Linked DNA regions of Homo sapiens: region 2 is linked to region 1. Evidence: chromatin loops called from intact Hi-C (ENCODE). Cell type or tissue: thyroid gland. All regions are shown on one strand. Each heading gives the region's core, and the rest is flanking DNA. Links, peaks and the distances in the headings are about the cores only.

Region 1 (4,403 bases), core at 152-4,151:
CACAAATGAGCACCAGTCTCTATGTTTGCAGCCCCCACCCTAGGCCTCTGGCGCAGCAGTCCCCACACTTTTTGGCACCGGGGACTGTTTTTTCCAAGGACAATGGGGTGAAGGGATGGCTTCAGGATAAAACTTCCACCTCAGATCACCAGGCATTAGATTCTCATAAGGAGCATGCAACCTAGATCCCTCACATGTGCAGTTCACAATAGGGTTCGAGCTCCTATGAGAATCTAATGCCGCCACTCATCTGAGAGGAGGCAGAGCTCAGGTGGTAATGCTCACTTGCCTGCTGCTCACCTCCTGCTGTGTAGCTGGGTTCCTAACAGGCCACAGAACAGTACCAGTGTGCAGCCAGGAGGTTGGGGAGCCTGGGGGTTTGGAACCTCTGCCCTAGTGGCTCCTGAAGAGCTCTTCCTGGCCTCCCTCCTGACAGAAACATTAAAATGCATCTGTGGGTTGAGTAAAGCACCATATGCCAGTCTTCTCTTCTAGAAGGCAGGCACCCTCAATATTGAAGAGTGATTTTCCAGGCATCCCCTCATCTCACTTGGTTCTGATGAAAACAATGTTCCTTTTGTCCTCTCTCTCAGGAGTTTCCCCAGAGGGATAGCGTTGGTAGGTAGATTGTGTAGCTCCTTAGTTAGCTGCCTGGGAGGGTTTAGCTCCAGTCATGGGCAGCTTACAGGATAATTAGCCCTTTTTGTTTTGAGCTATGGGTCTTAAGTGTATATCAGAATACTGGGAAAAGTCTCATTTTATATTATATGTGATGTGTATATTTCTTCCAGAAATTTGGATAAAAGAGTATATAAATATAAATAAATCTATATTTTTTATCAATGCCAGAAGAAGCAGATATTCAAAATGTTATGGGAGAAGTGGGTTATATCTTTAGTGCAGATAAGGGTAAGCAGTATTATTATTAACTCTGTGAATCAGACCTTTAGGCCTCCCACTTCTGGTGGCATCAATTGTGAGATTTGCACTAACCAGCAGATAAAAAAGTCAAGGTCATGTAGGAAATCAATCAGGTAAGGCCTTAGAGAAAGGGTAGAGTACTTGACTTCACCATCAGATGGTAGACTCCAAATTTATTTAGGTTACTTTGAGGGAATTTGAAGAAGAGAACAGAAAATGAGGTAATTAAGGAGGGCCCTAATCCCTTTGGTTAGAAATGAACAATTACAGTAAATCTTTGGCTTCAGGCATCATTGGTAATGACAGGTGATATTCCCCAAGAGGCACAATTATTACCTTTTTTCAGTTAATAAACCTCCTTTCATTTTTCCTATTCTATTTTATTTGGATTGAATCTTTCAGAGCAATGATGTGCTTCTTTACAGTCCTAAACAGAGTCTACTGATCACATCACACTCTCCTTAATTGTTCAAGGGTAATTATTACAAATCCTAGTTGGTGTTCAAGAATTTAATACAGAGACACACTCAAAAGTAATTTGACATGAGTAGGCTCTTTGCCCCAGAGACTAAACAACCCTCAAATTGACTGTCTTTTGTATTTATTTGTTTGTTAGAGACTTTTCAAAATTTTACTTATGAGCAGTCGAGGGACTCTTCTCACTGCTGCATACTGCCCACCAGAAGTCTTTATCATCTGGTGTTCCTGGTCTTTGGGCTTGGAAACCAGATAACCATGTTCATTTGAACTACATGAAAACCAATAGTAAATAAGTTATGAGAGTAGGTCTGAGCAGATCTCCAAGAAACAAAGTACATGATCTTCAACACATGTGACATTGGGATTTGCTGCTCAAGGACCTTTTGTGGTTATGTCTTGGTTCTTGGCTGTGTTTGAGATGGGCGAGATTACCAGAAACCTGAGTTCCAAATACATAATGTTTAACCATAGTTTCTAAGTAGAAAGTAAAGCATTATGGAGGAGGCGTTGATTCTCATATTACTGGGTCATTATTTCAATAAAAATCTATTAAGAGATGAAAATAGTTGGTGCTTCTTTGAAAATGCCTTAATGTTACCAAGGAGTCAGTTACTCACTTACCTGGCCCATATTTTGAAATTAATTCCTAAAGCTATTTATACTACTCAAGCTGTCCCTAGAGCCTCTCTTTAAAGGATGCTATTTCCAGCATGAGCTCAGTCGTTCAGGGCAGTATCCTGGGGTTTTCAGTTCAAAAAATCAAATTAGTGCAGCTGGGCCGATTACCAAAAGCCATTAGAAGACTTTGGTTCCCTTTTTAACAGCTCCCTCCTCTCCTGCACTCCTCCTGCCTTGGAAGCTCAGATGTTCAGCATGAGAGCCTTTTTTTCTGAATTGCTTTTGGCACAGACTGCAGGCGGGCAAGCATGCAGTTAGAAGATTGTCCAAAATCACAGTTATATGACAACATTGATCTTGGCTCCAAAAGTCAAATGGAGAATTCCATTTCGGCACAAGACCTTTTCTTCTAACCCATGTCAAGGATACTCATTTATTTTTCAAGGCTTTTGATAACCTCATATCAATGTTAAAATGTGGATCCCAACATAATTTTTAAAGGATTGTGAAAGTCTTTATTAATTATATTTTTAGATTTCTTAAGAATTATTTTCTTTCTAGGTTTGTTATGACTGAATTATGTCTCCCCCACCCCAAATTTATATGTTGAAGTCCTAACTCTCAGAACCTCAGAATGTGATAGTATTTAGAGATAAGGTCTTTATAGGAATAATTAGGTGAAAATGAGATCATTAAGATGGCCCTTAATTCAATATAACTGGTGTCCTTACAAGAAAAAGAGATTAGGACAGACACAGAGAAAAGACTAAGTGAAGACACAGTGAGAAGGTTGCCATCTACAAGCCTAGGAGAGAGGCCTCAGATGGAACCAACTTGCTGACACCTTGATCTTGGACTTTCAGCCTCCAGAACTGTGAGAAAATAAATTTCCTTCATTTAAGCTCCCCAGTCTGTGATACTTTGTAATGGCAGCCCTAGAAGACTAAGGCAAGGTTTCACTGGCTGAAAATCCACATTATAAACCAAAGAGGTACAAGAAAACTCATAACCATATACAGGAACAATGGTACCATGGGACGTATTGAATTAAATTTGGAGAGCATCTTTTTGCTCTGTAACTAGACCTGTTTATATATCTGCTATGTGTATAATTTGGAGCCACCTATGACTGGTCTCCAATAAATAGCTGCTATTTGAACACTGGTATTCTTTGTCCTATTCCAAACAGGAAACATCTTTCTCACTCTGAACATTTTTCTCATCTTTTAGAGCAAATGAGCTCTTTTGAATTCCAAGCTCCGTGTCCTTAGTGAGTCCTCCACAGTCTGTGCATCAGCAGAGCTAACACTTTCCCTCTCTAATATCAGCTAATTAGCCTCTCTGCCTGCCACCTCCTGTGCCCTTTATTCTTCTATCAAAAGGAGAGACCCTCCTGCAAGACATACACAGAGGCAGGTGCTGCTTTTCAATCCCTTGTGGTTTACCTCCTTTACTGGCCTTACCTTAGTCTACCAGGAACTAATGAGCTATTAGTGATAGATTCCTTTATTTGCAAAAAGAAAAACATTCATCAATGTCCTAAAATGTAATTTCTGAAGAATATAAACAAGAGAACTCTAATTTGAGAAAAAAATGTTTTCAACATATATGAAGACTGAAGCAGCTGCGCATTCAGGTTAAAATTGTGGTACTGGAAGATGAATTGTCACACTGCAAGATTGTAGAATCATCAATATGGACTTGCTTCCAGAGAGGGATAGTTCTCAATTCCAGTGCACACTAGACTCTCCTGAGGAATGTTTAGAGAATTCTGATAGATATCATTTATAAAGAGCCTGAATTAATTAGTGTGGAGTAAAGCCCATTCTTTGGTATTTCAAAAATTGACCAGGAATTAAAAGGATGGGTTACTAATGAGGAAAAGAGAGAAAGAAAGCAAAAAAGAGAGAGACAGAGGTCATGAGAGAGACAGACAGAGACTGAGAGATAGAGGAAAAAAAAAGGTATTGGTTAATTTTTTGTTCCTGACTACTACGTACAGACATGTGGGACCTAATGTTTCCTTTGCAAGTAAAATTTGGGATAAATTAGGTTTGATTGCAGCTAAGAGCATATTAAGACCTTGGAAAAACAACTCAAATTGTTGCATGGCAGAATGGATGTTATCTTTAACTATGGCATCACCATAAGACAGCTTTATAAATTACAGGGTACGATGGATTATTTTGATGAGATTATGGGTTCTTTATATTGCTTACTCAGACAGGGATAATAACAGAATACAACCACATATGTTTATAGTTTCTGTTGGAAAAGACCTTCAAGATGATCTGGATGAAATGAACAATGATCGCATCTCCACGGTATGTTTTCTTTATAATGAAGTTGGTACCATCTCTTAATCTGAGCAACCATATTTAGAC
Region 2 (4,403 bases), core at 129-4,128, 190 kb after region 1:
TAATTTACCTTTCAGCTCAAAGGGGCTGGGTGTCTGTATGAGAAGACAGGGCAGAGTCCACTCTTCATTGGCCTCAGGTGCCAGGCTGCATCCCAGGACTAATTTTGAGGCTCAACTCTTTGGAAAGGCACTGAACCTCTTTGGAGAAAGTCTTAAGTAATTTCAACATATATATTCAAATTTTAGAATTTGTCTATGATCTGTGTGTGTGTGTGTGTGTGTGTGTGTGTGTGTCTGTGTCTCTCCCTGTGTCTCCCTCTCTCTCGGTCTGTTTTTCTGTCTTTGTCTCTCTGAGTCTGTGTGTGTCTGTCTATCTCTCTGTATGTTTCTCTCTGTCTCTGTCTTTCTCTTTCTCCTTCTCCCTACAGCATTATACTGTACTCGGCAGTACAGCACAGTGGTTTAAAGCACGGACTTTGGAGCAGACTGCCAGGAGTCATTTCTGACCTCATCATTTTCTAGCTGCGTGACCTTGGGTAAATCTTTTGAAATCTCTATGACTCAATTTTCTCATCTCTAAAATAGAAATATACACCTATATAGTGGAACTATCATGAGAAATAAATGAGTTTATACCCATAAAGATCTTATAACTGTGACTGGCATATAGTAAGCATCATATATATTAGCTATCAGTACTATTTTTATGCAGACATAGAACGCTTTGAGCTTCAGTTTCCTCCTCTGTAAAATGGGCTCATACTCTCTATTTCATAGTATTGCTGTGATGGTTAAGTGAGATCACATATTAAAATATTTTACGAAGGCCTGGCACATCGTGGGTACACAATAAATATTAATTTTCTTCTCCTAGCCCTGCCCCTGCTCTGTCCATTGTTTTTTACTGAAGTTGATTTACACTTTCACTCTCCATTCACACTCTTGGAGCTTCACTGTGGCAATTGCTTTTACAGGTCTCCTTTAATTCTTTCAACCATGGGTAATGATCACGTGAGGCAGACCTTGTGTGCCAATGGAATAAGTGGCTTCAGAAGTTCAGTGCTTTGCAGAAAGAGAAGCTGCTCAAGATCAGCAGCTCTTCTTGTCCTTTAAGGAAGCATGAGCACAGGAAGAGTTTACTTCATACTAGGAAAGGGACCGAGGCTGTTAATCCCCAGGTGTGGGAGGCACTCAGGTCCTGCTTGGTGAAGTGGAGCAGCCTCAGAGGGATCATAGTGTGATGCCCCATGGGAGGCAGGCCCATTAGCCATTAGGCTTCCCAGCTTCAGCAGATATTCTGGTGCCTCCCAGCTTGTCCAGAAGCAGCAGAGTCCCCAGCCCCAGAGGGATCACATGTGGGCTTGACTATTGCACATTTCAGCAGTGCCCAGTGGACTGAAGATCAGACCTCCTTGATGCTGAGCTAAGCCAAAGATCTCCCCTGACTGCATAACTCTGCAGCAGGGGAGCCCCAACAAGACTGAGATTGCATTTCCCACTATTTTTATGAGGAATAGGGACTCAGAGTAAGATTTACAGTAATTTAAAGCAAATAAAGATTTTTTTAAACCCTTTTGAACAGCTGTGTTGGTGGTTATACATTCAAACCTGCTACATATTCATTTTACAAATAAGCCTTTCTGTAATTTAAACGTCTAAAAATGCCATGCACACCACAGCCTCAAACCTGCTGCATATTACTTGTCACACAAGCTTTCTGTAACATTAACTGCTAAAAATGCCAACCCTGCTGTGGTAGTCATTGTTACTGTTTGCCAAATAGTCATGGTTCTCCCCCATTTTAGGCATACCACAGGACTGCACTTCCTGCCCCCTTGTGGTTGTAGTGGGGCTGTGTGACTAATTCTGGTTGTGAACAAAAAAGCAATTATCATCTCAGTCAGAGCTAATACTAGACACTCAAGGGTTTTCTCTTTTTCCCTCTGGCCCCATGACCATCAGCATTCAGGATGACTCTGATACATACAAAGTAAAGTTACTAAAAACTGTAATTGAAGAGTTTTAATTCCTTCCATAAATACTGCATTTAATTTTCAAGTTCTATTCTCTTCGTCCTTTGTTTTCCAAAGACATACTATGTATGTCTAAGATCACTAGTTCTTGAAGCAATTCATCAACAAATCATAGAGAAGACAAAACAAATTGTTGGAAAGAAACATTATGAGTGGCACAGAGAACCAGAGAGAACACAAAATTTGAAACTCGTTAGAATGCATCCATAAAACACAGACTCCAGAATACACGTTCAATACATCCACATCTTGAATGAGTACTATTGCCAAAAGCAATTTCAGAAATGACTTTGTCTTTAATTTCAAGAACTATTAATCTGCAGGAAATATATTCACAAGGTTTTATTTCATCATTATTTTCAGTATCTGTGATTCCCATCAGTAGAACTTGCTTTTTAAATGCCCTGAAATAATACAGAGGTACCAAAGTGGACATTCATCCTTTTTTTTTTTTAGTACCCAGCTGATGTGAGAGGAGGCTCCTGACAGAAAGAGCATACATTTCAAGAGAGAAGCTAAAAAGATCGCACCAAATAACTTTTATGCTCCAATTCATTTTCTTTTGTCTCACCTTTGCAGTGACCACCCTGTATGGATTGTCATTGATTCACCTAGACACAGCCTGACAGCACCTCACCTCATGCCAATGCTGGGCACCTCTAACCTCCTGCACCAGCATTTCCTTGTTGGTGCTGAGACATGAAAATGCATTTGCTTGGCTCAAGCACGTACAACCTGAAAGTGCAGGGGACAGATGTAACACTGGGCAAACCTGTGACAATGGGAAACAGGAGCTAGGGTATAAATTCTCCATTCCATTCTGAATGGACTTCCCTGAGAAGCTGTCACTTTTGCAGCCTCTTGCCCACAAGATCGTGCAACTAGTCAGACTGCTCAGTCTTCATGCTAAACTATGGTCAGCTCAGTCACATGCCCTCATATGTATACACCAGTACATAAAACCCTGCCTCTGCCTCAGGCTCTCTTTTCTGAAGAGCTCAGGTTAAGATGCCAATTTTCCCAGTCTCCTCACTTGGTCACTGGCACATACCCCTGCTCCACCAATCACAGCATCCATTCCAAATTTTGAATGGGAAGCCAAGTGGAGAAATCCTGGGCCATGTCTGCAATGGATATCAGCAGCTGTAACAGTAGTTGCAGCCACATTTTCCATTGTCCGTTTCAGTGATACGGGCTGTATAAACCTCAAGTTAAATATTTCCATTGTGGAAATTATGGGTTTGATTCTCCCCTGTAATCCATAAATGTATAACAGAACTTCGTATGTCCCCCTGGCTACCCCATAGCATTATCCCACGAAGGGTCAATTGCATTATAGTCTATCTTGCTGGCACCTCTCCAGTTGTGCTGTGAAAAAAACAAAGTCCTCTTCTGAACGCCAAGGGGGAAAAGAGCCTCAAGTAACATTTAAAGTCTCTACTAGTTCCATATTCCTATGCCACCCAGGTATTCATCATAGCATCACTGGTAATAATAAAATAATGTAATCAACTCAAATGTCCCAAAAATAGGAAAATGGTTTAGTAAATCACAATGTATCCATTGGGTAGAATACACTTTAGATATTAAAATTATGGCTATTGCTATGAAGACTACAAAGTGATGAGAAAAATCCTATGTTCTAATATTAAGTGGTGAAAAAAATCAGAATTCTAGATTGTATACGGATGTCTACTACAATTACATATTTTTTAATGCAGGGGGAAAATAGTTAAGATACTCAAAATTCAAAAAATGGTGATAAGAGGAGTGAAATTATAAGTAATCTTCCATTTTCCAAGTGTTCTGAAATATAATTTGCTAATATTAAAGTGAATACAAACACACACACACACACACATGACAAACCCTGAAACCCTTTCCCAGATCTTTATTCTCCAGCATGGCTTGTTTTATGTGCAATGTGCTGGAGTGTGCCGCCTGCCTGCACACCATCTTTTTAGCAATCGCAATTATCTCCTTTCCATGGAATGTGATGAAGCCTGACTAAAGGTCTCTAATTCTTCTGTCTTTCCATGTTCTCATAAATAATAAAACAGGGCTCCATGACAACAAGCACATAAAAAGTTTTGTAAAATCTCAAAGTAGCCCTAAAATGTTTACATTCTTAAGCTAATAAAGTGCTCTAAGTACAGTTATTTGGACATCAGTATTACTTGCTTCTATGCAGTGGAGCCAAGTGATAAGAACATCCATGCTTGGACAGTCCCTACAAATGCATCTTCATCTGACTACTACTACTCCTCCCTCAGCTGTTTCAAAAGGATTTTCTTCTCTGGGAAGGCTTCTCTGCTAACCCCATCCTCCTTCCTGGAGGAGCCAGGTATTTGCTCCATAATAGCTCTTTCCCTGCTGTGTAATCTTCTCGACAGTGCATACTTAAGTTCCTCAAAGGTGGTGACTGCATTT

Evidence for each region. Hi-C counts contacts between places; a loop is a spot of excess contacts. Peaks named below come from ENCODE experiments on the same cell type or tissue, not always from the same donor. Only the 100,000 strongest peaks of a DNase experiment are listed, where the experiment ranks them.
Region 2: a loop joins it to region 1, with 2.4 times the contacts of the local background. A loop is called at or near these places in 15 of 110 quality-filtered maps.

The regions. Positions count from the first base shown.
Region 1 is chr14:57,684,263-57,688,665 of GRCh38, forward strand. All of the region lies in intron 1 of SLC35F4 (solute carrier family 35 member F4), which reads right to left. Among named protein-coding and RNA genes, the nearest start is that of SLC35F4-AS1, 110 kb to the left of the region's middle. In thyroid gland, for the core only: no CTCF peak of the experiment used is centred there; a DNase peak (open chromatin) is centred at 2,279.
Region 2 is chr14:57,869,924-57,874,326 of GRCh38, forward strand. It overlaps a transcript of SLC35F4 not described here. Among named protein-coding and RNA genes, the nearest start is that of SLC35F4, 6.0 kb to the left of the region's middle. In thyroid gland, for the core only: a CTCF peak has its summit at 1,773 (motif pointing left); a DNase peak (open chromatin) is centred at 958; H3K27ac peaks cover 438 bases.